2 separate regions of the Homo sapiens genome follow, and region 2 is linked to region 1. Evidence: chromatin loops called from intact Hi-C (ENCODE). Cell type or tissue: endothelial cell of umbilical vein. All regions are shown on one strand. Links, peaks and the distances in the headings refer to the core of each region. The heading gives the core; the rest is flanking DNA.

What was found. Hi-C counts contacts between places; a loop is a spot of excess contacts. Peaks named below come from ENCODE experiments on the same cell type or tissue, not always from the same donor. Only the 100,000 strongest peaks of a DNase experiment are listed, where the experiment ranks them.
Region 2: it touches region 1 in a loop (11-fold over the local background); 90 of 110 quality-filtered maps call a loop at or near these places.

What each region holds. Positions count from the first base shown.
Region 1 is chr11:82,903,299-82,919,696 of GRCh38, reverse strand. It overlaps DDIAS (DNA damage induced apoptosis suppressor), which reads right to left. Exons shown (of 6, transcript NM_145018.4): 2 at 6,311-6,410; 3 at 4,846-4,974. The coding sequence starts at 4,958. Among named protein-coding and RNA genes, the nearest start is that of DDIAS, 9.8 kb to the right of the region's middle. In endothelial cell of umbilical vein, for the core only: a CTCF peak has its summit at 13,308 (motif pointing left); DNase peaks (open chromatin) are centred at 12,576 and 13,176.
Region 2 is chr11:83,243,525-83,259,922 of GRCh38, reverse strand. It overlaps ANKRD42 (ankyrin repeat domain 42), which reads right to left. Exons shown (of 11, transcript NM_001300975.2): 10 at 14,299-14,425; 11 at 10,952-11,980. The coding sequence ends at 11,719. It overlaps CCDC90B (coiled-coil domain containing 90B), which reads left to right. Exons shown (of 9, transcript NM_021825.5): 9 at 1-842. Among named protein-coding and RNA genes, the nearest start is that of CCDC90B-AS1, 34 kb to the left of the region's middle. RefSeq lists a silencer at 1,722-2,016. In endothelial cell of umbilical vein, for the core only: a CTCF peak has its summit at 9,729 (motif pointing right); a DNase peak (open chromatin) is centred at 9,732.

The DNA of each region.
Region 1 (16,398 bases), core at 10,407-15,406:
TACCAGACATTCAAAGAAGAATTGGTACCAATCCTTCTGACGCTATTCTATGAGATAAAGAGGGAACCCTCCCTAATTCATTCTATGAAGGCGACATCACCCTAATACCCAAATCAGGAAAGGACATAAGCAAAAAAGAAAACTACTGCCCGATATCCTTGATGAACATAGATGCTAAAATCCTTAACAAAATACTAGCTAACTGAATCCAACAACATATCAAAAAGATAATCCACCATGATTAAGTGGGTTTCATACCAGGGATGTAGGGACAGTTTAACATACATAAGTCAATAAGTGTGATATACCACATAAACAGAATTTTAAAACCAAAAATCACATGATCATCTCAATGGATGCAGAAAAAACATTCAACAAAATCCAGCATCCATTTATGATTAAAACTCTCAGCGAAAGTGGCATACAAGGGACATACCTCAATGTAATAAAAGCCATCTATGACAAACCCACAGCCAACATAACAATGAATGGAGAAAAGTTGAAAGCATTCCCTCTGAGAATTGGAACAAGACAAGGATGCCCACTCTCACCATTCTTCTTCAACATACTACTGGAAGTCCTAGACAATGCAATCAGACAAGAGAAAGAAAGAAAGGGCATCTAAATCAGTAAAGAGGAAGTCAAACTGTCACTGTTTGCTGACAATATGATTGTTTACCTCGAAAACCCTAAAGACTCCTCCAGAAAGCTGCTAGAACTGATAAAAGAATTCAGCCAAGTTTCTGGATACAAGATTAATGTACACAAATCAGTAGCTCTTCTATACACTAACAGCAACCAAGTGGAGAGTCAAATCAAGAATTTAACTCCTTTTACAACAGCTACAAAAACACACACACAAAAAAAAACCACACAAAAAAAACAAATTTAGGAAGATACCTAACCAAGGAGGCAAAAGACCTCTACAAGAAAAACTACAAAACATTGCTGAAAGAAATCATAGACAACACAATGAATGGAAACACATCCCATGCTCGTGGATAGGTAGAATCAATATTGTGAAAATGACCATGCTGCCAAAAGCAATCTACAAATTCAGTGCAATCCCTACCACCATCATTCTTCACAGAATTAGAAAAAACAATTTTAAAATGCATATGGAACCAAAACATGGCCTGCACAGCCAAAGCAAGACTAAGCAAAAAGAACAAACCTGGAGGCATCGCATTACCTGATTTCAAACTGTACTATAAGGCCATCGTCACCAAAACACCATGGTACTGGTATAAAAATAGGCACATAGGCCAATGGAACAGAATAGAGAACCCAGAAATAAACTCAAATACTTACAGCCAACTGATCTTTGACAAAGTGAACAATAGTGGGGAAAGGACACCCTTTTCAACAAATGGTGCTGGGATCATTGGCTAGCCACATGTAGGAGAATGAATCTTATATAAAAGCAACTCAAGATGGATTAAGGACTTAAATCTAAGACCTGAAACTATAAAAATTCTAGAAGATAACATTGGAAAAACCCTTCTAGACATTGGCGTACCCAAAAGCAAATGCAATAAAAACAAATAGCTGGGACTTAATTAAACTAAAGAGCTTTTGCATGGCCAAAGAACAGTCAGCAGAGTGAACAGACAACCCACAGAGTGGAAGAAAATCTTCACAATCTATACATCTGACAAAGGACTAACATCCAGAATCTACAACGAACTCAAACAAATCAGTAAGAAAAAAACAAGCAATCCCATCAAACAGTAGGCTAAGGACATAAATAGACAATTCTCAAATGGCCAAGAAAACACATGAAAAAATGCTCAACATCACTAATGACCAGGGAAATACAAATCAAAATCACAATGCGATACTACCTTCTTCCTGCAAGAATGGCCATAATCAAAAAATCAAAAACCAGTAGATGTTGGTGTGGATGCAGCAATCAGAGAACACTTCTACATTGCTGGTAGAAATGTGAACTAGTACAGCCACTATGGAAAACAGTGTGGAGATTCCTTAAAGAACTAAAAGTAGAACTACTATTTGATCCAGCAATCCCACTGCTGGGTATCTACTCAGAGGAAAATAAGTCATTATATGCAAAAGATACTTGCACACTCATGTTTATAGCAGCCCAGTTCACAATTGCAAAATCGTGGAACCAACCCAAATGTCCATCAATCAATGAGTGGATAAAGAAACTGTGGTATATATACACGATGAACTACTACTCAGCCATAAAAAGGAATGAATTAATGGCATTGCAGTCTCCTGGATGAGACTGGAGACTGTTATTCTAAGTGAAGTAACTCAGGAATGGAAAATCAAACACCATATGTTCTCAGTGATATGTGGGAGCTAAGCTATGAGGATGCAAAAGCATAAGAATGATACAATGGACTTTGGGGACTTGGGGGGAAGGGTGGGAGGGGGTGAGAGATAAAAGACTACAAATAGGGTGCAGTGTATACTGCTCGGGTGATGGGTGCAGCAAAATCTCACAAAGCACCACTGAAGAACTTACTCATGTAGCCAAATACCACCTGTACCCCAATAACCTATGGGAAAAAAAGGTAAGCACCAGAAATTATGGAAATAGTTTTAAAAAATTTTTGTGTCAATGTAGTATATGCAGAAAACAGGTTATATTTCCATGGACTATGTTTCCATAGGCAAGGACTATGTGCCATGGGTTTTATATTCCAAAAGGGTCCAGTCACAAGTCCTTTCCGAGGTCACTTTAAGTTCTAAGAAAGAGAGGGGAAGATGTCATTCTGAATACAAACTTCGCTGCTAATTTGGAAGTAATATGGTGACTATGAAGGTAGACAGAATTCAGATTGTTTAGGCTTGAATATGTTTCTGCCCCTAACTAGCTGGCTGTGTGATGATTTGCGGTAAGTTACTTAACTTTCCCAAGCTTCAGTTGTCTCCTTTAAAGGTTGGCATTAACAATAGCATTCACTTCATAGGGCTATTGTATTAAAAGATATAATGCCCACAAAGTTCCTAGCACAGTGCCTACTGTACAGCAAACACTCACTAATGTTATCTACTGGTATTACCCGTCTAAATAAGTAACAATGGCATTATTGTTCAACCTAAATTTTTGTTGCAGATTATCTTTAAAATAAATGACTGGAAAGAAAGAGTTTTAAAAATATTTTATATCTATATATTACTGATAATGTATCAGACAATGTTCTAGGCATGTTATGTATATTAACCTATTTGATCCTTACAAGAACCTTATTAGGCAGATATTACTTTCCCCATTTTGAGGCTCAGATAATTAAAGTGACTTGCCCAAGGCCACACAGCTATAATGGCAGGGTTGCAATTTGAATCCAGGCAGTCAGCTCCAGAGAATTATGCTTTTAATCATGATAACATACTGCAATAAGGTAAAGTATACTTATAATAGATTATAATAATAATAGCTACCACTTTGGAAATCCTAATATATGTTATGTATTCTACTAGAACATTTCTGTGCATTATCTCTAACTTTACAATGATCCCATATTGTGGGTACCATGATCCCACCTTACAAATGAGTAATTAGACTCACAGAAGTTAACTATCTTGCCCTAGGTCACATAGTTAATGAGAGCCAGAGCCTACATGAAACTCTGTTGTGTTCTCTGAAGCTTGAAATTGTTCCATTACAGTAAGTCCTCATTTAATGTTAGTGATAGGTTCTTGGATACTGTGACTTTAAGCAAAACTACTTATAGCAGATTCTCAAACAACATCATTATAACGTTGATGAGAAAAAAATTTGTTTCATTATACATCATTTTGCGTAAAGTTGCGGTGTCTAAGAATCCAACAACATTAAGTAAGGACTGTATACCACACTGCTTCTAAGTACAGATTTTGATGAAAGGCAAATAGCCCATGGGTTTTAGTTGTTTCAGATGACAGGCAAGAACCTGAAAAGGGGTGAACCTAAGACAATCTAAACACTATCATGCTATCACTTATTCATTCATTTAACCAACATTTGTTGAACACTTTCTATGAACTAAGCCCTAGCCAAGGATTTAATGATGAATAACACAAACAGGGTCTTTCTCTTAGAGCTAACAAATGAGTGCTTGAGAGAGTGGCTTAATAAAGGAACAGTGTGATAACTACTTCAAGGATTACTTAGAGTCTAGATATGAGTTAGAACTGCCAATCCTTTTCTGCCTCCCCATTCAATGCTAACTAGACAAAAAGACTAGTTAAGAATATTGCTGGCACACTACTCTTTCTTACATAGTTCTAGTTACTTACTAGGTATTCTTGTCCTCTCTTCGATGCAGAGAGACAGTGTTCTGGAGAAACTTCAAACCTAACCTCTCGTTTCTACTCTATAAAGATCAGAGGAAGACCTTAGGCTCTCAGGTATAGTTGGCTTGCATCTGAGCACCATGATAAAGAATTATACGCCAAACACCTTTCTAGTTGCTAAAGGATAGAAATTACTATAACATAGTCCCTGGTCTCAAGGAATTTATTTATTTATATTAACAACTATTCTACTGATCATGCAAAAATAAACAAAGAATAAACACAAGTCTCCTATATTATTCCCAGGGATATCCCAGAAATGGGCTAAGTTTTGTACCCAGTATTGGAACTTACTCTCTGAGAAGTTATTTTTCTTCAATGAGGCAAGTATTTAGCAAAGGACTTGACAGTAACTTAAAACTTTTCTCTAGTAATAGAGGATTAGCAGTGAAATCTGTTCTGGGATTTACAGAAGAACCAACCCCTGAGAGAATCTAATGTCCTTGTTTGGTAAATCTGGTCCTTGCCCTTGAGCCATAGGAAATCTACAGTGTGCATTTGTATTTCCTCTCTCACACTTACAGACTTTACTTTTACCTTTTGGAGACCAGGATTATCCTAGAGAAGCACTTCTGACATGATGGATATATAAAACTTGAATTCTGGAGAGCAAGTACTGAGGCTAGAAGAAATTTTCGTCTTCTGTTCATGTGTTCACACCGTGGTCTGCAAAACAAAATAGCCATTGGGATGACTGGCAAATCTTTCATTGCAGTGCATATTCTTTTCTTAGGAAAACCACTTAACCTCTACTGCAAAGCTAATAGATGTCATTTGTTTCACTTTCAAAGTGAAGGTGGTATCAATGTATTGGAAAATTAATTCTTTTTCTCCTTAAAATATTAATAGGAAGAAAATCACATTTAAAACAGAGTAGTTTAAGAAAATTCTTGTATCCTGTTTCTTAATAAATGCTCTATCCCAGTAATTCAGGAAAGATGTCATTTAGCTTCTTCACACCTTTACAAGAAGATACACAACTTGTGTCTGCCATCAATACAAAGGAAACTACCGGTTGAGCATCTTGAATCTGAAAGTCCAAAACCCAAAATCTGAAATGTTTTGAGTGCCACCATGATGGCACAAATCAAAATTCCACACATAAGTACTTAACACAAACTTTGTTTCATGCACTAAATTATTAAAAGTATTGTGGCCGGGCGTGGTGGCTCATGCCTGTAATCCCAGCACTTTGGGAGGCCGAGGCAGGCGGATCACCTGAGGTAGGGAGTTTGAGACCAGCCTGGCCAACATGGTGAAACCCCATCTCCACTAAATACAAAAAGTAGCTGAGCATGGTGGGGGGTGCCTGTAATCCCAGCTACTCAGGAGGCTGCGGCAGGAGAATTGCTTGAACCTAGGATGCGGAGGTTGCAGTGAGCCGAGATTGCACCATGGCACTTCAGCCTGGGCAACAAGAGCAAAACTCCATCTAAAAAAGAAAAAAAAAAGTATTGTATAAAATTACCTTCAGACTATGTGTATAAGATGTATATAAAACATAAACAAATTTTATGTTTAGACTTGGGTCCCATTCCTGCATCTCATTAATTATGTGCAAATATTCAAAAATCCAAAATTCACAAGACTTCTGGACCCAAACATTTCAGATAAGGTATATTCAATGTGTACATGAACTTACATGAATCTTTTAAAGAACCTAAATTGGTGGAAATTGTTCTTTTTTAGCTGAAATATCACTTTATTAGATTTCAGTGTGCTCATTTGATACATCTTGAAGAGAAAAAAAAGACTTCAGATTTTGTAAACAGAAAAAGCAAAATGTTACATGTCAAATGATAGCTCAAAGTGTTTTAATATCCTTGTATAAAACACATCAGGAAGGCCAAGTGTGGTGGCTTATGTCTGTAATCTCAGCACTTTCAGAGACTGAGGTGGGGGGATTGCTTGAGCCCAGGAGTTCAAGACCAGCCTGGGAAACACAGGGAGACACTGTCTCTACAAAAATATAAGAGAATTAGCTGAGTGTGGTGGCACGTACCTGTAATACCAGCTGCTTGGGAGGCTAAGGCAGGAGGATCAAGGCCATAGTGAGCTATGATGATGCCATGGCACTCCAGCCTGGGTGACAGAGCAAGACCCTATCTCCAAATAAACAAAATCAGAGAAGTCAAATAATAAAATACAGACACACCTCATTTTATTATGCTTCACTTTATTATGCTTCACAGATATTACATTTTTTTTACAAATTGAAGGTTTATAGCAACCCTGTCTCAAGCAAGTCCACTTTTTCAGTGGCATGTGCTCACCTTCCATCTCACATTTTGGTAATTCTCACAATATTTCAAAAGTTTTCATTTTTATTATATCTGATGGTGACTTGTGATCAGTGATGTTTGATGTTACTATTGTAATTGTTTTGGGGTGCCACAAACTGTACCTATATAAGATGAATTTAATCTATAAATGTGTGTCTGACTGCCCCACCATCTCTCTCCCTCTTGTTGGGTCTCCCTATTCTGAGACACAACAATATTGAAATTAGGCCAGTTATTAACCCTACAATGACCTCTAGGTGTTCAGGTGAAAGGAAGAGTCACATATCTCTCACTTTAAAATAAAAGACAGAAACAAAAATTAAGGTTAGTGAGGAAAGCATGTTGATAGCCGAGACAGACCAAAAGTTAGGTTTCTTGTGCTAAATAGCCAAGTTGTGAATGTAAAGGAAATGTTATTGAAGGAAATTAAAAGTGCTACTCCAGTGAACACATAAGTAAGAATGTAAAACAGCCTTTTTGTTGATATGGAGAAAATTTTAGTGGTCTGGATAGAAGATCAAACGAGCCACAACATTCCCTTAAATCGAAGCCTAATCCAGAGTAATACCCTAATGCTCTTCAATTCTATGAAGGCTGAGAGAGTTGAGGAAGCTGCAGAAAAAAATGCTTGAAGCTAGCAGAGGCTGGTTCTTGAAGTTTAGGAAAAGAAGCCACCTCCAAAACATAAAACATAACTTGCTGCAAGGTAAAGCAGCAAGCGCTGATGTAGAAGCTGCAGAAAGTTATCCAAAAGATCTAGTTAAGATAAGTAGATCTTAACTAGTTGATGATGGTGGCTACACTAAACAACAGATTTTAAATGTAGACACAACAGACTTATATGGGAGGAAAATGACATCTAGGACTTTCATAGCTAGAGAAGTCAGTGCCTGGCTTCAAGGCTTCAAAGAACAGGCTAACTCTCTTGTTAGGGGTGAATGCAGCTGGTGTCTTGATACTGACACCAGTGCTCATTTGCCATTCCAAAAATCCTGTGGCCCTTAAGGATTATGCTGAATCTACTCTGCTTGTGCTCTAGAAATGGAAGAAGAAAGCCTGGATGACAGCACATCTGTTTATGGCATGATTTACTGAATATTTTAAGCCCACTGTTGAGACCTACTGCTCAGAAAAAAAGATTCCTTTCAACATATTAATGCTCATTGACAACGCACCTGGTCACCCAAGAGCTCTGATGAGATGCACAAGGAGATTGATATTGTTTTCATACCTGTTAACACATCCATTCTCTACTCATGGATCAATGAGTCACTTTGACTTTCAAGTCTTATTATTTCAGAAACACATTTCCTAAGGCCATAGCTGCCATAGATAATGCTTATTCTGATGGATCTGGGCAAAGTAAGTTGAAAATCTTCTGAAAAGGTTTCACCATGCTAGAAGCTAATAAGAACATTCATGATTTATGGGAGGAAGTCAAAATATCCACACTAATTGGAGTTTGGAAGAAGCTGATTCCAGTCCTCATGGATGACTTTGAGGGGTTCAAGCCTTCAGTGGAGGAAGTGACTGCAGATGTGGTGGAATAGCAAGAGATCTAGAATTAAAAAGTGGAGCCTGAAGATGTGACTCAATTGCTGCAATCTCATGATAAGGCATGAACTTATGACGAGTTGCTTTTTATGGATAAACAAAGAGAGTAGTTTCTTGATACGGAATCTACTCCTGGTGAGGATGCTGTGAACATTGTTGAAATTACAACAAAGAATTTAGAATATTCCATAAGCTTAGTTGATAAGCAGTGGCAGGGTTTGAGAAGATTGACTCCAATTCTGAAAGAAGTTCTACTGTGAGTAAAACGCTATCAAACAGCATTACATGGTACAGAAAAATCTTTTGTGAAAGGAATAATCAATGCAGCAAACTTCAATGTTGTCTTATTTTAAGAAATTGCCACTGCAACCCCAACCTTCAGCAACCACCACCCCAAGCAGTCAGCAACCATCAACACTGAGGCAAGACCCTCCACCACAAAAAATTATGACTCATTGAAGGCTCAGATGATCATTAACATTTTTTAATAATAAAGTGTTTTTTAATTAAGATGTATTTTTTAGACATAATGCTATTGCATACTTAGACTACAGTATAGTGTAAACATTTTATTAATATATGCACTGGGAAACCAAAAAATTTGTGTGACTTGCTTTACTGCAATATTTGCTTTATTGCAGTGGTCAGAAACACAACCCACAATATCTCCAAGGTATGCCTGTAGCAATGTTCTCCTCTTTATACTTTCTTTTTAAAAATTCAGCCTGGGCAACACGGTGAGACCTCATCTCTCCAAAAAACAAAAAAAATTAGTCAGGCGTGGTAGTATGAGCTTGTGGTCCCAGCTACTTGGGAGGCTGAGGTGGGAGGATCACCTGAGCCCAGGAGGTAAAGACTGAAGTGAGCTGTATTCATGGCACTGCACTCCAGCCTGGGTGAAAGAGTGAGACTTGTTCTCAAAAAAAAAAAAAAAAAAAAAAAAAAAGAGAGAGAGAGAGAAAAAATTAAAAGCTTGATCTGTGGCAGGGTGTGGTAGCTCACGCCTATAATCCCAGCACTTTGGGAGGCCGAGGTAGGCACATCATCTGAGGTCAAGAGTTTGAGATCAGTCTCACCAAAATGGTGAAACCCCATCTCTATCAAAAATATACAAAATTAGCCTGGTGTGCACCTGTAATCCCAGCTACTCAGGATACTGAGGCAGAATTGCTTGAACCTGGGAGGCGGAGGTTGCAGTGAGCCGAGATCATGCCACTGCACTCCAGCCTGGGCCACAGAGTGAAACTCTGTCTCAAAAAAAAAAAAAAAAAAAGGTTGGTTTGTTTACTAATTTTTTAAATGGATTAGCATAACATAAAACATATAACATAAAATACATGCCTTACAACAAAGGTCTTTGTAACTGTTTGAGATAAAGCTGTATTAAGAAACTTTCATTTTTAAACACATGGCAAAAACTTTCAATTCTGAAATGGGTGATGCTGTTTTTGACACTGGCATCAGCAAACTGACAAAGTGGAGGTCACTGGTTTTAAAATAATAAAATCTTTTCGGTATAGTACTCTAAAGATGATGACAAACATAGAAATGTGGTGACTATGGAAGGGAGATGTTAAAGTGATACTAATTCTGATAGTCAATCAAAATAACATTTCTATAAAAATAAAATCTTGCCACTCAAGGTAATAAGATGGAAATTTACAGATGAAAGATAAATAATTTAAATAAATCACTAATCTGTATTACTGAAGGGAGCACAGAAAAGAGAACGCTAATCCTAATTTTTTGCTATCCTTGTTGGGACTCTTATATATACATTAGTAAGGTTCTGCCAAAGCCGATTATGTATTCCTAGATTTGGTTGTCACCTTAGGCTACATGGCAATCTCAAAGGACATGGTAGGGTAGGTAATACAGGATACAAAGGAAAGGCAGAAAGAAGGGTCAAAGAAAATTGCCATTGTAAGTGCTAAAACCTCAAATTCCTTGCCATTGCAACTGTCAAAAGACAAAATTACAACAATTTTGTGAAAGATCTTAATTGGCTTTATTTATGATTCTGTCAGATGTGTTTGAATAAAAAAGCAACTCCATCTTGTCTAGAGGCTGGGTAAAATGAAGCTGAGACATACTGGGCTGAATTCCCAGACGGTTAAGGCATTCTAAGTCATAGGATAAGATATGAGGTCGGCACAAAATACAGGTTATAAAGGCCTCGCTGATAAAACAGGTTGCAGTAAAGAAGCCTGCTAAAACCCACCAAAACTAAGATGGTGATGAGAGTGACCTCTGGTTGTCCTCACTGCTACACTGCCACCAGCGCCATGACAGTTTACAAATGCCATGGCAACGTCAGGAAGTTACCCTATATGGTCTAAAAGGGGGAGGCACAAATAATCCACCCCTTGTTTAGCACATCATCAAGAAATAACCATAAAAATGGGCAGCCAGCAGCCCTCGGGGCTGTTCTATGTCTTTTATTCCTTTACTTCCCTAATAAACTTGCTCTCACTTTATGGACTTGCCCTGAATTCTTTCTTGTGCGAGATCAAAGAAGCCTCTCTGGGGGTCTGAATTGGGACTACTTTCCTGTAACAATTCTAGAATCGGGAAATACTTTATTCCATAAAATAGAGTAAGTGACCCAAGGGGCTGAGCAGAGAAGTTCAGTTTTACAGAAAGAGAAGGGCTAAAGAAAGTAGAAACAAAGAACAAAAAGCAGCTTGGTCATTTCAAAGTTACTTTCCTCCTAAAGTGGGAACAGAGGAACAGAAAAATACAGGAATAACTGGTTAACATAAGGCTACTTTTTGTTGTAAGCATCAAAGGCAGAGCGAAGTTCGTTGTTATGACAATTGAAACTGGCACATGTGGGAAATTTGGTTATTTCTCTCTTCTGAGTTCTAGGAAGGTCAGATAACAATGTAGTTTTGATTTGGTGAGGTGGAACTTTAAGTATAAATGACTCTATTTTGATTTTTAGTCTGGTCCACTGGGGCCTAGTGCAGGAGCTTAGTCCAAAACAAAGGCCTCCTATAACTTTTAGTTAACATAACAAATGATGTTATGTCAACAAAGGCATTGTCCTCCACATTCTAAAATCCAATTTAGTGTAGGGTTTAGTATGGAGGTACATCTACCTGTGAGTTAGGGGAGCTAAAAGAGCATAAAGCTCACTCCTGAACATGCTGTCTCTTACCTGCTTAAAATCCTGCTATTTAGAATGAAGCCTCAATATCTCACAATGGTCTGTGCAGCCCTGGGTCATGTAGATCTTGCCAATCCCTGACCTCACTTTGTACCACTCTCCTCCTCAATCACTGTATTTCAAGCCATGCTGGCCTTCTTTCTGCTCCTCAAGCACACCAAACGATTTCCCTTCTCAGGCTTTTGTGCTTACTATTCTCTTTGGCTACGATATTCTTCCCTTAGGTCTTGGAATAGTCGGTTCTTTATTGTCCTTCAATCTGTAACTCTAATGTTATCCCTTCAGAGAGCCCCACTTTAGCTCAAGTAGAATCCTCCTTCCTCTTAGTTTCTATGGCATCACCTGTTTTATCCTTCATGGTACTAACCCTGCTGGATAGTCATCCTATGTATGTCTTTGCTTACTTATTTTTGTTCATCTACCCATCACTAGCCTAAGTTTCATAAAGACGGGGACCTAGTCCACCCTGTTCTCTACTGTAACCCCAGTGCTTAGAACAGTGCTCAGTACACAGTAAGTTCACAATAAATATTTATTGAATGGGGCCAGGTGTGGTGGATCAGGCCTATAATCCCAGCACTTTGGGAGGCCAAGGTGGGAGGATTGCTTGAGCCCACCAGTTTGAGACCAGCATGGGCAACACAGCAAGAACTCATCTCTACAAATAATAAAAAATATTAGCTGGGCATGGTGGTGCATGCTTGTAGTTCCAGCTACTCAGGAGGCTGAGGTGGGAAGGTCACTTGAGTCTGGGAGATTGAGGCTGCAGTGCGCGGTATTGCGCCACTGCACTCCAGCCTGGGCAACAAAGACTAGTCTCAAAACAAAATTTATTGCATGAATGAAGAACTATAAGCAGAATTTTGCAATTCAAGAAAATTTTTACAACAGAGTAGGCAGACGCCATACGATAACCAGAATTTTCTTCCTATTTCATTTGAAGTTCCCCTAAAAAGTCTTTCTTTATTAACAAAGGGAATGGCTTTTCTTTTTTTCTACACCATATACTATTGTACCTCTGTAGTCCTACCATTTGTTTTGTCTATTGTAGTGTATTGTCTATTTGGTTTTATTCTCCCTAATGCCTATTCTCTTAACTTTCTTTTTGCTCTTTATGTGCTAGTAATTTATGCCAAGAGAAACAATCTGAGTTGTGTTCCTTGCTTCCCCACCCCCACAATATGTTTCACATTTCTATGCCTTTGCTTTTTTCCATTCTTCTCTCTAAAATGCTTTCATTCTCTTGGTAATGCTTATTATTCTTTAAGATCCTTCTTAGAAGTCTTCTTTTCTAGGACGTTTTCCCAGAAGTTAAATTACTCTTTAATTCATCACATGCCACATTATATTAAATTTATCTGTTCAATATGGCTTGTTTTTCCTGGACTCAAAGTAAGATCGTAGAAGGACTATCTGTTTATATCTTCAGTGCCAAGCTCAGAAATTGTCAATCTGAACTTCAGATATTAATCTTCATGATTTGCATTTCCTCTTCCCAAGCCACAATTTTGTCACATAGCGTTAAATATAAAACACAATTTTACCAAATCATAAAATTATCTTCTATTTGTATACGAAGTACACAGCCTAGTTTCATATATAGTACCTTATTTCATACTTATTTTAATCATTACTTACATCTTATCCTCACTTCTAATTTTTTTACTTCTGTTCATATTGTGAGCAGAGACTATTTTCTTTAGGGCTCTAAAACAGAATTTTATACTGTACCACAACAATATGGGCATTCATCAAATCATGTTCTTTACACAATTGTTATTCAAACTTTAGGAAATGTAATAAACTTGTAACATGACTCGTACACTGGGCTAAGTGAAAATAAGATACTGTCTGTCCTAAAAAAAATTGCTAATTGGGCAGACAACTCACTAATAAATGAAAAACTTAAATAAGCAGGAAATTTTGGGTTCATTTCTAAATTAATTGTGCCAGCACTTATTACTATACTTTTAAAGGAAGGTTGGTTACATTGTCTTTATTTAAGGGTTTACTGCCCTCTAGTGGATCAAATAAGTAAGTCTAAAAATCTATAAAAACAGCAAATTTGAGAACTGTAATGAAAGGGATCATTAGTATTTTTACTATTTGTATTTCACCTGGTGAACCCCAGAAAATGGCAAAAAGGCTTCCCATTTATTGTCTGTTGGACAATAATAGAATAAGATCGTTTCAGACAGTTACTGTTAATTAATTTCCTTTGGTGTTTTCATAATATTTCCTTCATACTTGCCACCTAGTTTATTTTTGTATTTATTTATTTATTTACCTAGGCTCTGGGGGTGTTTTTATACTTTGTTTTATTTCTCTGTCTCTCTCTACTGCTTGACTTGCAGTATAGTGGATGCATGTCTGATGAATAATTGAATGAAACATCAGGAATAAGTAAATACTAAAATTAGGAAGATATGATGATACACTTGGGAACAATTTCATATGTGGTATCTTTTGCAGTTTATCTTTCTTTTCACATTTATTGGGAAGGATGATGATATAGTATTACATTTCTTTCAGCTCCATCACAGCAAACCATATCCCAATTTAATATGCGAACATATTTATTTATTCATCAGTTATTAGTTGTGCAGCTGCTAAATGCTAGGTGGGGATAGTGTGATTGATGGACAAACAGACAAGGTCCCTACCTAGTCACTAGACTTACAGTCTAGTGTAAGAGACAGACATTAAAATAATCACACAAAAAATTTAACTGCAATTCTGGCAAATTCTATTTTGGAAATGCATAGTGCCATGAGAAAATATAACAGGGGGACTAATTTAGTTTTTGATGGGAGGAATGGGGAAAGAGAAGAGGATAGTTAGGAAAGTATATAATCTTATTTTTAAAAAGTATTTTCTCAGGGTGGTAGTGTTAAGGGCGATTTTTATTTTCTTTATATATTTAAGATATTTTCTAAGTGTATTGCTTTTATAATTAGAAAAAATCAATAAATACAATCTAAGTGTATTGCTTTTATAATTAGAAAAAAATCAATAAATACTATAAAAATGCTGGATAGGGACATTAGCAATAATATACAAAGAAAATCTTGCTTTCTTTAAATCTCTCACACATAAAAGTAGAAATGAGGGTAGAAAGAGGGACAAAAGTGTAAGTGTTGGGGCAGAACTAATTAAGGCCTCAGTTGGCCTTTGATTTTTCAAAGGGCACATACCAGGGATTACCTAGGTCAATGTCCAGGAATGAAGGCTCCAATAGACTTATGCTTATTAAAATATGTGGGGTCCATGTGGACACACTATAGTACATATCTAATTTACCATGGGATATTCTGGAATACTTGCTTTCTCTCCTTTTAGACAAGCCATATGGGGAGCTGAACTGTAATCCAAAGATGTTCTACTAATTTACCACGAAAAATTACCATCACAGGGAAGGGACATATCAGAAGCCCATATTTGTATATTTGGTATAACCTCATATTATACTAAAATTATAAACAGAAAGTTGCTTGAAGAAGAGCTGTTTGGTGAATCAACTATTTAATGGAATCAAGCTAATGCCTGATGCATTTTTCATTCTAGAGATGGTTTTGTCAGTGGTACCAGATATATAAACTCATTGATTACAACCTCTGCATCCCATTTTCATACTAGACAAGTATTTCTCAAACTTTATCATATATCAAAATCACCCAGAAGGCTTGATAAAACAGATTGCTGGGCTCCAACTCCAGAGTTTGATTCAGTAAGTCTGGGATAAGGGCCTGAGAATCTGCATTTTAAGTTCCCAGGTAATGGCCAAATTGCCCACACTTGAAAACCAGTAGCCTAGTCATTGAGACTATCTCATGGTGTGTAACACTTGTGATAAACATGGTTATAGTTAAATCCCCAAGGCCTGACAGCATCTTAGTCTCATTTGGATGATTTTGCAATTCTTTACTCTAATCCATTATTTGGTGATCTTTCAGCTTAACTACCTCATAATCAAGTTCTCAGAAGGCAACTTAATCATTTATGAAAAACCGTGCCCATACATGCACATACCAACACATCTTTTTTTCTTCTTCCGGCTAGACTAGAAGATCTAGAAAAACTGGGTTAGATTAGAAAATCTAAACTAATTCTTATTCTATGTTAGATCCTAGAGAAAAAGTTCAATTAAGTATTTAGTGTAAACTGGCATCTGGGGATGGGGCTGAAGAGAACATAAAAGTATAAGATGTGAATCCTATCTTAAAGTTCATAATCCAGTTTGAGTTCATTTGACTGCTTTACAGTTTGCAAAGTGCTTTTGCAACATTATCTGATCCACTCAGAGAAGTTAATCAGGTCTGGAACTCATGCCTTCTGATGAGTAGCTTACCAGTCTTTCTAGTCCATTACTCTCTTTGCTCAAGCTTCACACTTGAAAGAAACTATGTGTATTTGCTTCAAGACTGTGCCCAAAGGATGAAATTACTCCTTTAAAAAACTAGTTCCACTTCTAATGGCATAAAGAAAAGAAAGTATGACTAATTTTTCTCCCTTTCTTCGTTCCTCTCCAAACCCTTCTTGCCTTGCATGAAAATCTTTGTCACCTTGTAATTCTCCAATTTTCTGTTTCATATTTTACAGGCCAAGAGGCCTCAGCTATGGGAAGGGTGGCTGTTTTGAATTGTTTTCTTAACACTGTCTAATGGTCTCCTCCAATGGCACATACTTGTTTAATTTTTCTAAAGGCAGTCATAATAAGTCCCTAAAAAATAATTTAGTAACATTGACACGAAAATTCTAGAAAAGTAAGAGAGGCAGGCAGGAGAGTGAAAATTAAGTAAGCAAAAAAACAAAGAGACAAAATCTTCAGTGAAAGGAGAAATACTGATGAAAAATGCTTTAAAAACATGAACCAGGAAAATCTTAGTACGATACAGTTTTTCCATTGATATCATTTATGAGACATTTATTACAGGGATGGAGAAGGTCACATCTCAGTAAATGGTACTACTCACTAACCAGTAACTCAAACCAGATACCTAGGAGTCATTTGTCATTCCTCCCTTTCCTTCATATCCCACATCACACTCATCAGAAGGTACTTGAATCTACTTCCATACTTAGAAA
Region 2 (16,398 bases), core at 7,062-12,061, 340 kb before region 1:
AGTAGAGCAATGCTTGAGACAGGGTAAATCTGTCCAGTTCTAGAGTTCAGTGATAAGAAGCTTACTGGCCTTAAGATGAAACCCATATTCTCTTGCTGAGCACAGTGGCACACATCTATAGTCCTAGCTGCTTGGGAGGCTGCGGCAGCAGGATTGCTTGAGCCAAGGAGTTCATCAAGGCTAAAGTGTACCATGATCATACCTATAAATAGTCACTGCACTCCAGCCTGGCAACACATGAGACCCTGTCTCCTAAAAAAAAACTTCTCCAATAGTTTTATCAGCAAATAAAGGTGTTTTTTAGGCCTCTATATTAGTTTATTCATTCTTCATCTTAGTTATATTCACAACCCAGAATGGAAAGGAGGTATGCCATTTATTGGACCTTCTCAAGCCCCAACAAATAAATATACTTATTCCCAGGTTATACAGCCACTAAATATTAAATAGATCTGCGTTCTTTCTCATTGTAGGGGTTTAGCAAACAAAGTGCTTTGTATCCAATAACAGAAGAATAGAAATATGCATACCATACCCTGTCCCCATTACTTTTAGATCCTATATCCTTTCCATGAAACTTCATTTTGATGGTGGTTCTGGGGTTCAGGTAAATTTTTGTTTCAGTGATGGAAATATATGAAATAAGGATGAGAGGATTGTGTTTCTATATGCCTTAAAACTATACCTCTATTCCAGCACTTGCACTTCACTATGAAACAGCAATTATACGTATCTTTTTCCTACACTAAACTACAAGTTCTCAGAAGGCCTCTAGACACATGTGAGGTACTTGTTAAACGCCTGTGGAATAAATGATACTCATAAATCTCAGTTGACCTTAATCCAAACTTTTTAATATTTTAAATATTTAATTATGGGTATGCTGAAAATACTGCATTCATACTGAGTGAGCGTAATACACCTTTTAGGCATTTTCTATGAGTGGTAAGAAGCCTCCACAAGGATTAGCTACTTTCACCATGTTTATAGCCACAGTGTAGATCCTAACCTGCCTATCCATACTGCTTTGGTGACAAAATAGGCCAGGCAAGAGTATGTAAGGACTTGGCAAGAGTCAGGAAAAACCCTCACCTATTGGAAAAACAATTAAAAGCTTATAATGTTGTCAAACTTGAAGAATTTGGATATGTAACACTTGTTTATTTTTTAAGTATTTTTTAATATTTAAAAAAAGGGCAGTGGGAAAGGCTGTAGTCATTATCACTGAAACTACTGATTGCTATTTTGAAAAAAAATAGCTATCATTGACTATATGAGGGCAAATATGCTAAATAACATATATGTGCTCACCTATTTTCACAGCTCTCCTCTTAGGTAGATGGTATCCTCATTTTACAGCTGAAGAAACAAGTTTAGCCAAGTGAAGTAACTTGTCCACAGTCCCCCAGCAAGTAAGTCACAGGGACTCAAGTCTTTAACTCCAAATCTCACCCTCTCATGCTGTCACTCAATATACTAGTAGGGTTCAACCTGAGTACTCTTTCTCATGAGATGGACAATCTACTAAGTCATAGGAACAAAATAACTTAAATCTCTTTAATAACCTTTTTTTTTTGTTTCATTAACCTAAATGTGTCAATAATATAGGTATATGATTTATGAATAAATATACACAATTTGGGAATTGTATTATAATTTTAATTTAGCTGCTGTAACAAGATCCAGAATAGCAGTGGCTTAAATAAGATTAGGTTTATTTCTCTCTTACAGTCCAATGTAAGCATTCTAGGGCTAATATGTCAGCTCCATGGTGTCAGGGCCCTTGCTCCTTATTTTACTGCTCTGCCATCCTGGTGTTGCCCTCATTCACAAGGTCCAGTGGCTGACTCACCACCACATCCACATTCCAGAAGAAGAAAAGAGCAAGAGGTGGCATTATAGCCATGACCCTAAGGTTTTACGTAACATTTTTGCTCACATCCTTCTGAACACAACTTGGTCTCTTGGCTGCAAAGGCAAGCTGGGAAGTTAGTTCTTATCCTGCGCGGCCACAGACCACATAAATCCTTCCCACTACAGAAGAAGGGAGAATGGATTTTGGAGGACAACCAGGGAACCTCTGCCACAGGGTGTGTATGCTTTTATTACAACACTATTCTGGTGTTTTCTACCTCACTGGTACAGGAAGAAATTAGAGAAAACTGGAGCAAGTACAACAAACTATTTCCAGGGTTGGGATTAACTTTAGCATCAAGTTAGAGGGGAAAAGTAAGGCTGTCTGTAGTCCCAGAAGGGAAGATAAATGGTTTTGAAATCCCAGTAATGGTTAAGAGAATGCAGACTTTTGCTGCCAAGGTTGGAATCCCAGATCAGCATTATATAATCCTCGGCACAACTACTTTCTCTATAAAATATACCTACTTTATATGGCTCTTGTGAGAATTAAGAGATAGTTAAGGGCTTGGCACAAATCTCACACAAAGTGCCCAATAAATGTGCTTTGCTGACCAAAAAACAACTATGGCTTTCAGTTCAGTTCTGACTTCAATTCCCTCTTTTTTCCTACTTGCCTCTATTTTCTCTTCCTTTCCCTCCAGCTAGCAAAGAATTATGACTCTCTTGGAGCCAGCTCTGTGGCTCCTGTCTCCCCCTGAAGATCTGTCGCTGGTTTTGGGCTTCCCTGGCAGGAGCCCTCTCACCATACCCCAGACTTCCCACCCTCTGGACCCTTGCATCTATCTCACATGGACACTAAAGCCATTTTGACCTAGTATCAGAACTAGTTTGCCCTGACAAGAGTGCATTTGATTGCTGAAACCAGTTCAGCTGGCTAAGGGTCCGTAAGCAAGTGTTAAAAAATGACTCACCTATCCTTTTAATAACCCTTATATTCACTATTTTTAGTTCTTCTGTGGCTTTCAATCTATAGTAATAACAGTTGTCAACATTTATTGGGCACTTTGTATAAGATCTGTTCCAAGTCCTCTACTACCTCTTAATTCTCCCAATGACAGCCATATGAGGTAGGTATATTTTATATAAAGAGATTAAGTAGTTGTGCCTAGGATTACACAACAATGCAGAGCTGGGATTAACCTTGGAAGCCAAAGTTCATTTTTTAACACTTGTTTACAGACCCTTAACCTGCTGAACTGGTTTCAGCAATCAAATGCACTCTTGTCACAGCAAACTAGTTCTGATGATACCATGTCAAAATGACTTTAGCGTCCACATGAAGTATATGCAAGGGTCCAAAGGGTGGGCAGTCTATGGAATGGTGAGATGGCTGCTGCCAGGGAAGCCCAAAACCAGTGACAGATCTTCAGGGGGAGACAAGAGCTACACAGCTGGACCCAAGAGTTATAAATCTTTGCTAGCTCATGGAGGGAAGAGAAGAGAAAAGAGAGGGGGGTAGGAAAAAAGAGGGAATTGAAGTCAGAACTGAACTGAAAAGCCATAGTTGTTTTTTAGTTGGCCAAGCACTACTAATCTTTAAGATCAAGGAGAAAAAGAGGAAAAAATAAAGCCAAGTGTTTCTTATCCTGTCCAATCTGCCTCTTCTCTATATTCTTAAAAAGCTTGCAGTTACGCCATTTGAAAAAAAATTTTTTTAAACATATCCACACTAGAAGTGAAAGGTACTCTCTAGAAAGTGAAAGAAATATAATTCTATTGTGGAACCATAATTGAATTTTTAATAATTTTTAATATCTAGAACTAGATTTCTTTTGATTACTATACCAGCTAATATTTTAAAGCTTATGTGAATACTTGTAAAATTAATTACTCATAAATCTCTTGACTTGCCTGTGTAGAGATATATAAGAAGAATATCGGGAGAAGGTGCACAACTGAGTCCGTGTCATTTAAAAAATCTCTAAATCTCTTTAATATAACATTTCTGCCATCAGAATTGGAACAGAAGCATATCAGAGTAATTCTGAGATAGTTTGTATAGACTCACATTTATATCAATTTTTTTAATGAAAGAGAAAAATCTAGCAGGTCAATTTAGTTATTTCACTGATTAGTACCTTCTCACAAACACCCCTCCAGAAGAAACCTTTTTTTTTACTCGCCTCTTCTCTTTGTTTGACTCACAAGAAGCGCTGTCTTCCTATAAGCAAAGGAAAAGAGGGTCAAATACAATTTTCATGCTAGCACACATTTTCGTCTTTCTACATTGCCTGTTCAAAAGAAAAAAAAATTAACCATGCTAGTATTTTCAACTCTGATTAAATTTCTTTTAGGATTTTATGTGAATAAATTCCCAAATGTGAAGTAACAGTGCATTATATTGTGCTGAATCATATCACTAGGAGGCACCTTAAGAACTAGAGAAAGAATATAGAAAATTTAGTGGGTAAGAAGTGGCTACTTGTCAGATATAGCCAATTTTCCGTCTTATCTCATTAAGTTTTATCTCTACCTAACAGATCCCCAGACACTAATATTTAACAACATATTGGTAACTGCAAGTGTTAGTATGTCATCTTCTGGATTCTTTTGCCAGTCCCATAGTGCTGCGAATCATTCCCTAGCTTCCCCGCTTCCCTCTTTTGTTTTTGTACTGCATCCCTCTACTGCTCTAGTCTCATTTTGCACTTTGCCTGGTCTCCTGGTCTCACTGTTTCTAAATATTTCTTATCCATCTTGGTATTCTTAAGACCCAGCACAGAAAAATCAATAAATACCATGGGAAGGAGCAAGCAGGGCTAGAAACACAATGGATGGTCACTAGATATTAATCATCTTTGAGTAATTCTTCTAATCAAACATGCTCTGCATCTAGTTAGGCAAGCCAGCTCCGAACACAGAGGCTCCAAGAACAGCAAAAGGTGCATATCCCTGGGGAGAGCCCATGGCTGGAGTTAGTTCTCCAAGGTGTTCCTGCCCACACCTTTTCTAATGAGTCCAGTTAGTTTAACTCAATAGTGTGTGAACACGTAAGTAAGCTGCCATTATCCAACACCGCCTGGAAAAACAACCATGCATCTGGTCCCTCCCATATCCCTCAGCTGCAAACTTGAGAGTAGGATAAACTTCTAGCTTTCTCTTACAGTGGCCAGGTGTTTGTGGGCATAGGGTAATACAGATGGTCTCTTGAAAAAAAGTTTAGCGGCTAGTCTGAAGAAAAATAACAAACCTTTGATTGGGACTTAGCATATGATACAACTGTTCTTCATACTATACATACAAAATCAAGTGTAGTAAGTAGCATTACCAGTATTTTAAAGATGAGGCCAGGTGCGGTGGCTCACGCCTATAATCCCAGCACTTTGGGAGGCCAAGGCAGGCAGATCACTTGAGGTCAGGAGTTCAAGACTAGCCTGGCCAACCCTATCTCCGCTAAAAATACAAAAATTAGCTGGGCTTGTCCTGCACACTTGTAATCCCAGCTACTCAGGAGGCTGAGGCAGGAGAATCGCTTGAACCCAGGAGACAGAGGCTGCAGTGAGCCAAGACTGCGCCACTGCACTCCAGCTTGTGCTACAGAGCAAGACCCTGTCTCAAAAAAAAAAAAAAGAAAAGAAAAAAGAAAAACACTCAGGTGGGGCAGGAGTTTAACCTAATCCAACTAGATGGAACTAGAAAAAGAATATAGAAAATTTAGGGGGAAGAGGTGGCTACTTGTCAGATGTAGCCAATTTCCTAGTGCTTTAATAGAGTTATGACTTCCAGAAACAGGCAGGGTATGGTGGCTCACATCTGTAATCCCAGCACTTTAGGAGGCTGTGGTGGGCAGATCACTTTGAGCTCAGGAGTTTGAGACCAACCTGGACAACAATCCCCTCTCTCTACAAAAAAATACAAAAAAATTTAGCTGGGCATGGTGGCTCATGCCTGTAGTCCCAGCTACTCACGAGGCTGAGGCTGGAGGATTGCTTGAGCCTGGGAACTGGAGGTTGCAGTGAGCCAAGATCATGACCCTGAATGCCAGCCTGGGCACAGAGTGAGATAGTGTCTCAAAAAAATTAATTAAAGACTTCCAAAGACAGCAATACTTATTTTTCTTTACCTTTTATGTATTAGAAGAGGATTCCAAATTTTCCAAAGTCCCTCCTAACACCAAATATGTAACTTGTTCTATCAAACCAAGTCTTAAAATACAACTTCAAAAGAAAATATGTGCTTGGCATTCAACAGGCCTTCCATAAGTGTTCACTGAAGGTTCCAAATCTCCCAATTCTAAAAGTTTCTGCATTTGGAGAACATTTTTCACCAAGATTACTCGTTTCTTTATCTTACATCATAGCCAAGAAATATATTTCTCCCCAATACATGTTTTCTCCTAAACTCAATAGAACTGTATATTAAGATACTAAATACATGAATCATAATGCTTAGGCACCAAAAGCAATTCTAAATGTAAATGCAGTCTATTACTACAACAAAATTAGACAAAAATCCTTGTGGGGAAAATGTATGTATTTTTTTGCCCTGAAAGAACAGGTTTGTCGAACAGATTAAAATTCTACATATAAAACTGTTGAAAGAGTTTATGGATCTACAAATTACTGCTGGGATATATGGAATTCTTATTTTTCAAAAAGCCTATGCACTCTGAGAAATTCTAGACAGCATATGAAACTATAAGAGAATTCCACCTTCTTGCTTACCAGTACAGACTCTTCTTAACAGTGTCAAAACTAACCCTTCTCCCCCAAAAAAGTAGGGTATAAACAAAGAGAAAGAAAGGGAAATCACAAACTTTTAGAACTTCCCCAAGCTAAGAGTTGAACATGGATAAACTCACTGAAGTCCTCATATTGCTCCATGGGCCACTCTAGGTACATAAGCTAGGATGTCATAGGTCAGAGAGAAGCCCAGCAGAGACCACATCAAAGTTCAACCTTGTTCCAGACCTTTGTAGGTAGAAAATAAGGTTAAGTGAAACATGGAAGGTAACCATGGAATATTACCGGTTCCCGGTCAGTCACTCTTGATTAGCAAACATGGCCCAAAGCTGTAGATCAAGGACTTCCTGAATAATACTGGTTCTGGAGACAGAAGCTATGAGTTCAGTGCTACATAACTCTCTCTCTGGACAGACAGCTCTGCCAAAGCTATTACATTATATTTAAGTATATGTATTAAGTATATATCTAAATATATATTATACTTAAAATATTAGTTTAAATTTAATGTTTTAAGTACAATATATATACCAAAGAGCACAAAGAAAAAAAAAGGTACAGCTTGATGAATTTTTACAAAGTGAACACACCCCTGTGACCATGACTGAGATAAAGAGATTAGACATTACCAGTATCCCAGAAGCCTCCATTTGCCCCTTCCTAGGCACTACTGACTTGATTTATCTTACTGATTTGTGGACTACATGTAATCACACGGTATGTGTTCTTTCATATTGTTTCCTTTTAGTCAGCATAGTGTTTGTGAAATTCATTCGTGGTGATGTGTAGAGTAGCAATTCACACATTTTCATTGCTATATAATATTCCATTGTATGAATATAGCAAAATGTATTGATTCTTACTGTTGAGGGAATTTTTAGATGATTCTAGTTTGAGAGATATATGTAATAATGCTGACAAGAACATTATATATTTTTGGTGTCCATCTGTGTACACAAAGAAACATGTACTAATTCCACTAGGAATTAATTTTCCAAAGTGGTAGCCAATTTACACTGCCACCACTGGTGTATAAAATCTCCAGTTGTTCCACATCCTCACCAGCATTTGGTAACGTCTGTTTCAATTTTTGCCATTCTGATGGGTATATATTGGTATCTTGTTTGGGTTTTAATTTACATTTCTGATAACCAGTGATTTTGAGCACAATTTCATGTTTATTGGCCACTTGGATATCTTCTTTTGTGAAATGCCTACACAAGTCTTGCCCAGTTTTTTTACTGGACTGTCTTTTTCACGTTGATTTATATATTCTAGATACAACTTCTTTTTCAGATAGGAGAGAAGAAAGAAAAGCAGAGAGAAAGAAAGGAAATATGTTTTTCTACACTTTGGCTTGCCTTTTCAAGTCTGTTCATATAATCTTTGATGAACTGAAGTCTTATTTTAATGAAGTCCAGTCTACACATTTTTTTCCTACCCCAAGGTCATGAAGATATCCTACGTTATATTTTATCATCTCAACTTCCAATTTAAGACATATCTTGAAATATATGTTTGAACTTATAGTGTAACATTTTAACAAAATTCTTACCAATTTTTAAGTTTTCATAAGTAAATTAACCCTAAAATTAATTTACTAAATTAATTTACTAAAATTAAAAAGCTATCATCAAAAGTTTTCAAAGAAAAATTTTCAAAATAAATGTTCTTAAAAGCACAGAAAGAGGGAATGTGAGGGGTTTATAATAGCAGTAACAAGTGGTGTTAAAAGCATAGACTTGGGGCTAGACAGGTTGAAATCATGGCTAGCCATCTAACAAGCTTTGTAACTTTATAAATTGTTTATTTTATCTGAGAGTTGATTTCTTCATTTATAAAATGAAGATGGTATCTGCTGAATATAAAGTCTTAACACTAAGCCCAACATACTCAAAACCTGTTGTTAATGATGACTAAGATGATGTTATTAACATAAGTTAAGTGATCTTATAAAACTTAGATTTTCAGTACTGCGGGTAAAGTAAGTGCCCAATCATGCTGTGATACAGATGACGAGAAGCCCTCAGACCAGTACAAGGTGCTTGATAGAAGGAGAGATCACGTGTGACCAGGGAGACTAGGAAAGGGGTGATAAATGAGATGGCTCCTAGGGGATTTTACAGAGTCAACAGGCAGTTTTCAAGGTATATGGACAAATTGAACAAAGGCTTAATGATGGGAAAGCATAGGGTAGCTTAAGAAAAAATAAGCTATTAATATATATATAGGAGAACAGACAAAAATAAAGTTGGTGAGGTAGGTTAAGGCTGAATGTCAAACTGAAGAATCAGTACTTATTCAGGTAAGGAAGATTTTCAATCCAAGGAGTGACAAGAAAATCAAGCTGACCACTGTGAGTCAAATGGATTTGGATAGGGAAGGAGTAAATACCAAAATTCTATCACAGTAGTTCAGATAGAAAGATATAGAAACCTAAACTAGGGAAGCAGTGAAAGTAGAGAACATGTTCCTACCTACAGGATGGACTCGCTTTTTGTATGATCTAAAGGAGAAAACATGGCTAATCATTAAGAGTCCAAGACTGGGTAGTTGAGAAAATAGTGATGCCATTAATTTAAATGCAGAGATAGGGGAGAGAATCTGGTCTTGATATTGAGCTTGGTTCTGGACATTTTTTTTTAATTCAAGCACCACCAGGAATTTCGGGTGGAAATGTCCAGTTGACGAGCAGTGGGAAATACAGGTGGGGATCCCTAGTGGGGACACAGTACTTAAGTATGGATTTGATAGTCATTTCCACAGAAGTATTAGAAAAATATAATGTGGAGACAGAGATTCTGAGTTTGCTCCTGCCTTACACTAGCTGTATGCTCTAACAAGACTCTCAACTTCTCTGAGCCTCTGCCCTCTCATTTATAACATGGGATCAAAAATATATATATCATTCTACCTCCTCATAGGGTTGATGCAGACTAAAATGAGATAATATCTGAGAAAGTGCTATAAAAACAGCTGTTATCAAAAAACCATTTAAGTGCTTTATATATGTCAAACTATCCTAGGAAACTATTCGAATAATTTTTTTTCTCAGTAAAAATTATACTATTGCAGATTATGTTGGGGGCCGAGGATCTTAAGGTACAGTAGTATGCAATCATAGGTCCTGACCAGAAGGTGGCAGGAGAAAGACTTAGTCAGAGCTTCTTGAGGATTCCGTATTTATAATCCTGAACGAAAAGTTCATTTTACTTATACATTACATATAATTAGACTCCCAGATAAATTCTTCCTATCCTTAGCTGCATGTGGCTCTACACATTTATTTATCCACTGACCATGTCAACTCATCTGTAATATAGAAAATGGAAAAAAAGAAAGGGAGTAAATAATACAATGACTACTACTATATAGTGAATACCTCTGCGTGCTAGAAACCAAATTCAGGATTTCTACACAATATTCCATTTAACATCAATACAATTCCATGAGGTAGGTATTATTATTCCTCATTTTAAAGATGAGGAAATTGAGATTCAAGCTTTTGCAAGTGAAAATAAGCAGTGCCAGAGTTGCAGCTGCCATGAAAGCTCAGTGACATTTGCTTATTTACAAAAATTAGGTATAACCTAAAGCAAGAATGCAAAAAAAAATGAACTCTGAGCACAGGGACCTTGAGACAGCTCTCCTGAAAGCCTACACATTGTTGGTAGAGTGAAGTTTTAGGGAAGCAAAACTGTGAAGTATGAAACCAGATCCAACCTGAGAACAGATGCTTCTGAGTAAGCAAAGAGAATTTCTAAATAGCTAAAAGACAGAAACATTCCTAAAGTAGACAGTTTGGAATGGCTCAAAAGAAAATGTGCAGCTTGCGTGACCACCCCAAAAGATTGTCCCACCTAGGCAGCTGAAGAACAACAACTTAGCCTTGGCAACAAAGCAAGATCCCGTCCTTACAAAACAAACAAACAAACAAACAAAAAAACTAATTGGCCAGGTGTGTTGGTGCATGCCTACAGTCCCAGCTACTTGGGAGGCTGAGGCAAGAGGATCACTTGAACCTAGGGAGTTCGAGGCTACAGTGCCCTATGATGGCACCACTGCATTGAAGTATGGGTGACAAGAGCAACACCCTGTCCAAAAAAAGAAAAAACGAAGAACAACAACTTACAACTTACCTTTCTACTTTTGAGGAGACTGGGAGTCACAGAGTCCCTGCCACAAGGTGGAGGGGTAACAGATTTGATTGGAAGCAGTGAGTTATAAATGGTGCTGTGTCCTCTAGCCCTCTAACCAACACATGACTGTACAGCTGGCCTCTCTGATACTAAATTTTCCCCATGTGCTAAAGATCGTACAAGAAGAGGGTTGCAAAATGAAGAGAATAGATTAATTATTATAGTTAATTATATTTCTTGGAAAATCAACCACTGGTGAGACACCAAAACCCAGAGAAACTGAGGAAGTGGTTATATTTGCATATGCATAGAAATACACATACATGTTTGCAGATAAATAGAATTTTGTCTAATATGGTATGTACTAAATTGTTAACAATAGCTTCCTCTGGAGAGTGGAACTTAGTGTCAGAAGGAACATCTATCTTGTTTTTAACACTATACAACAAACATGTTTTATTATTTTAATATTTTTAAAGTGGTTATTAAAGAGACCAATGACTAGTTTGTGCAAAATAAAAAGAAGCCAGGAAGATTCTATAATATTAATAGATCAGATTTGAGGTGACACAAGCCTCAAACAGAATTAATTCATCCATGATGATTGATGAAGAAACTTCCCTATGGAAAGAAAATATGGATTCCATTCAAAGCACTTTATTTTGGTTATTTAGAATATTAAAATATACATATCCTCTAGCTGTCTTAGAATTCTGATTGATTACTTATGAAAACATTTTCTCCTTCTATGGTACAATGTTAACAATAATACTTATGAACTAGGCTGCTGTTTGAAGATAGATAGACAGATGTGTGTATGTATCTAGAAAGTTATAGTTACATATAGAGTGTGTGTGTGTGTGTGTGTGTGTGTGTGTGTGTGTGTGTATTCCTTTAATCCTGTCATCAGCTCTAGAAAGTATAAGTTATCATCTCCAGTTTATAGTTGAGGCACAAAAAGGTTAAATGAGTAGCCCAAATCAAAAAAGACTATAGCCAGGATTCAAGTCCAAAGAGCCCCAGCCCAAAGCTTGTACTCTTGGCCACTCTTGTATATACTTCTTGAGAAAAATAAATGTATTAAAAAGGACACCAACCATAGCCACAAAGTTTGGGACTTGAATTTTTTCCAGTGTTTCCCTGAGTTGATCAACTTCTGCTCGATATTCATCAAGCTGACATTCTAATTTTTCTCTACGTAGTCGTTCATACTCCAGCTGGCCCTGCAGTTCTTTGATGGTCCTATCAAAAACAAAATTTTTTAAAAATCAATCATCAATGTCAACTAATAATTACTTTTAGTAGTGGAAAGCATTCATACATTGTATTTAAGGCAAATAAAACAAAGAAATCATTTATTCAACAAATATGTATTAAGGGTCTACTAAGAATGAGCACTGACCTAGGTATTGGGGATACAGTGGTGAACAAAAGGCCCAAAATCTGCCTTCCTGGACCTTACTTTAGTAATAGAGATATGCAGACAACAAGGAAAATAAATAAGTAAAATATATGGTATGTTGGAAGGTAATAAGTGCTAAAGGAGAAAACAAAAATAAAGCAGGAAAGAGTAGTATAAAATGTTGTGGAAGAGGGGCTTAACATTTCATACACAGTGGCTAGGGAAGGCTTTATTGAGAAGGGGGCTTCTAAGCCAAGCCCTGAAGGAAATAAGAGAGATAACCCTGTAGACATTAGAGGAAAAGCATTCCAGACAAAAGGAACAAGTGCAAAGGCCCTAAAGTAGAAGGATGCCTGATGAAGTACAAGAAAAACAGAAGCCAATGTGATAGAATCATTTAAAGAATAAAAGGGAGGCCAGGCGCGGTGGCTCACGTCTGTAACCCCAGCACTTTGGGAGGCGGAGGCAGGTGGATCACTTGAGGCCAGGAATTTGAGGCCAGCCTGGCCAACACGGTGTAACCCTATCTCTACTAAAAATACAAAAAAAAAAGTCATTAGTAGGAAATAATTTTTCCACCATGAGGTACTTTTCTAGACTACAAGGAATCTAAGAACTTTCAGCTAGGCTCTTAGACCAAGGCTAACACTAAAAAAAAAAAAATCTACATCTCAAAACACTTCAAACAGTATAGAGGCAGTGGACAGCCACCTATATGATATGATTTGTGAGATACCAAGAAAGCTCCTGATTTAAAACAAAAACAAAAAAATCAGTCTGCCACAGCTTCCTGGTGTCTAAAATCACATCAAGAGGTAGTTTCAGTTAATAGGGTAGCAGGGAAAAAAACAGAAAAAAGAGTATTTTGGCCTAATGTTTTGCCATCTGTTTAAATTCCCAAGTATCCATCCATGGAAGAATGACACATTAATCCTTATATTATTTTTTATTTTCTTTCTTTTAAACTAGAGCCAAATGTCAGCTTAACCACATTAATCCTTATCAAAGATTTAGATGTTACTCTGAATACAGTTAGCAGACCTCTTTCAGAACTAGATTTGGAAACAGGTGGAGGAAAGGGAAACAGGCAGTTCTAAGAGTGTGACGGAACAAGACACGACCAAAGGAAAAGGCAGGAAAAGCAGAGGACAAAGAAGGGAATCCATGTGTGGTTCTCTTTCTGGACCCATGTTTGATTAAATCCAAAGTTCCCTCTCCTGTCTCTCTCTGCTCCCTGTCCATTCTGGAAAGCAGATAGACAGACAAGCAGAGAGACAGTAGGATGAAAGAAGCTCGAGGCATCCTCTATCCCAGCAGCTATTAACTACAGTAGTCTCTCAGTATCAAAGAGGAACTGGTTCCAGGAAGCTCCAGACACCAAAACCCACGGATGCTAAGTCCCTTACATTAAAATGGTATAGTACATACGTATCTGCATATAATCTATATGCATTCTCCTGTATAATTTGAATCATCTCTAGATTACTTATTATAGTAGTATACAATAAGTTGTTGTAGCATATTATTTATGGAATAATAACAAAGGAAAAAAGTCTACAAATGTTCAACACAGACACAACCATCCTATTTCTTTTTCCTGATTATTATCTATCCAAGTTTGGTTGCATCCATGATGTGGAGCCCACAGATATAGAGAGCCAACTGCTATTAGAGAGGTACCCATTGTCCAGAGAGCCAATTTAGGGTACAGGAAGTGAAAGGCAGAGACAACCATGCACTTGCTCACTGCCTCTAGATGCAAGAGCATTCTCTGTTGGGTACTATAATCAGTGAACACAAGACCTAGTCTCAGATTTATGAATGGGCAGTGTAGCCTGATGAAAATGTTCAGAGACTATGTTAGAATGTCAGTTTTGCAAGATGAGAGTTCTGGAGATTGGTTGCACAACGATGGGAATGTACTTAACACTACTGAACCGTATACTTAAAAAATGGTTAAGATGGTAAATTTTATGTGTATTTTATCACAATTATTTAAAAATTTTAACTCCTTTGTCATCTAAGGGCTTAGGAGAAAAACAGGATGGAACCTAACACCCTTTGGCAAGATGAAAGTAAAAGTTGCTGATCAACAAACCCTCACATGGCATTTAGAGAGGTATTTAAAAACAAATCATTAAAGTTTTAAGGACATTACTTTTCAGACTCAAGCTGTTCTTTCTTCTGCTTTAAATCTTCTTCTGTTATGCCTCCCAAGTGTTTATAGTTGCTCTCGGCAATTTCCAGGAGGTGTCTCAATTCTACAATTTTCTTGTAAGCTCTCACTGCAAGACAGAGTTGAGTAGGAACCTAGTTAGACATATAACAGCTCATGTGTCCACTGGGTGCTGGTATTCTTGAGCATATTCTTCCTCTAGACTAGTGTCTGTATGGTTTGGAGAGGGGGGTGGAGGAAGGTTGGTATATACAAAGAAGGATAAATATCAGTAACAGAATACTAAAATGAGCACGCAATGGAATACCTAAATGGAGGATTCTTTCCCTGCTACTGGAGCATGTATCAGGTTGTTATGACTATTAACGCTATGAACAAGAAGGTTTTAAAAGACTAGCAGTATTGACCAGGCATGGCGGTTCACGCCTTAATCCCAGCACTTTGGGAGGCCGAGGCGGGTGGATCACCTGAGGTCAGGAGTTCGAGACCAGCCTGGCCAACATGGTGAAACCCCGTCTCTACTAAAAATACAAAAATTAGCCGGTGTGGTGGCACGTGCCTGTAATCCCAGCTACTCATGAGGCTGAGGCAGGAAAATCACTTGAACCCGGGAGGCAGAGACTGCAGTGAGCCGAGACCACATCACTGCACTCCAGCCTGGACAACAGAGCAAGACTCCGTCTCAAAAAAAAAAAGACTAGCAGTGTTTTAGGACTAATGGTGGATTACAGGACCACGTGCAATCTACTATGTAACAGAAAATTAGAAAAACTGAAATATACTTGATTTTAAAGTACCAGCCACAAATTTTGTGATTGGTCACTTGTAGTACCTATGCAAGAGAATAGTAAGAGAAGGAAGTACATTGAGAGATATTTTGAACTATTCTCCAACTATTAGAACTATGAATTCTCCATCCTTTATGGCAGTGGTTCTCTGCCAAGGGTCATTTGGCAACCTCTGAATAAGTTTTGCTTGTCACAGCTTGAGAGTGTGGAACAGGGAGGTGCTACTGGCATCTAGTAAGTGAAGGCTCAGGATGCTACTAAACATCTCACAGTGCACACAGAAAAGCTTGCCTCAACAAAATAATTATCTGGCCCAAAATGTCAAGAGTACAGAAGTTGAGAAACTGCTTTACAGGACCAGCTTAGCAAATCACAGCCTCTTGTTCCTAACACCAATGATTTATCTATCAACAGGTTAGAGCTGCAGGTTCTAAACTGCATATACCTGAATCAAATGGGATGCTTTTTAAAAATGTATGTGCTTGAGCCCCATTCCAGACCTATAAGTTCAAGAATATGTACTTAATAAAAGGTTCTCGGCCAGGAGCAGTGGCTCACGCCTATAACCCCAGCACTTTGGGAGGCCAATGCGGGCGGATCACTTGAGGTTGGGAGTTCAAGACCAGTATGGCCAACATGGTGAAACCCCATCTCTACTAAAAATACAAAAATTAGCTGGATGTGGTGGCACATGCCTGTAATCCAGCTACTCGGGAGGCTGAGGCAGGAGTACCACTTGAGCCCAGGAGATGAAGGATGCAGTGAGCCGAGGTCGTGCCACTGCATTCCAGCCTGGGCAACAGAGTGAGACTTTGTCTCAATAAAAAAAAAAAAAAAAAAAAAAAAAAAAAGGGCAGCCAGGCGAGGTGGTTCACGCCTGTAATCCCAGCACTTTGCGAGGCCGAGGCAGGCAGATCACGAGGTCAGGAGATAGAGACCATCCTGGCTAACATGGTGAAACCCCGTCTCTACTAAAAATACAAAACAAAATTAGCCAGGCGTGGTGGCGAGTGCCTGTAGTCCCAGCTACTCAGGAGGCTGAGGGAGGAGAATGGCGTGAACCCGGGAGGCGGAGCTTGCAGTGAGCCGAGATTGCGCCACTGCACTCCAGCCTGGGCAAGAGCAAGACTCCGTCTCAAAATAAATAAATAAATAAATACATACATACATAAAAATGTCTCCTCAGACAATTCTCAAGGGCAGACAGGTTTGGGAACCACCATAACCACTAGTAAGAAGATAGAGGGGATTAAGATAAAAAATGTCAGAAAAGACTGAAAGAGCAGTGAGTATT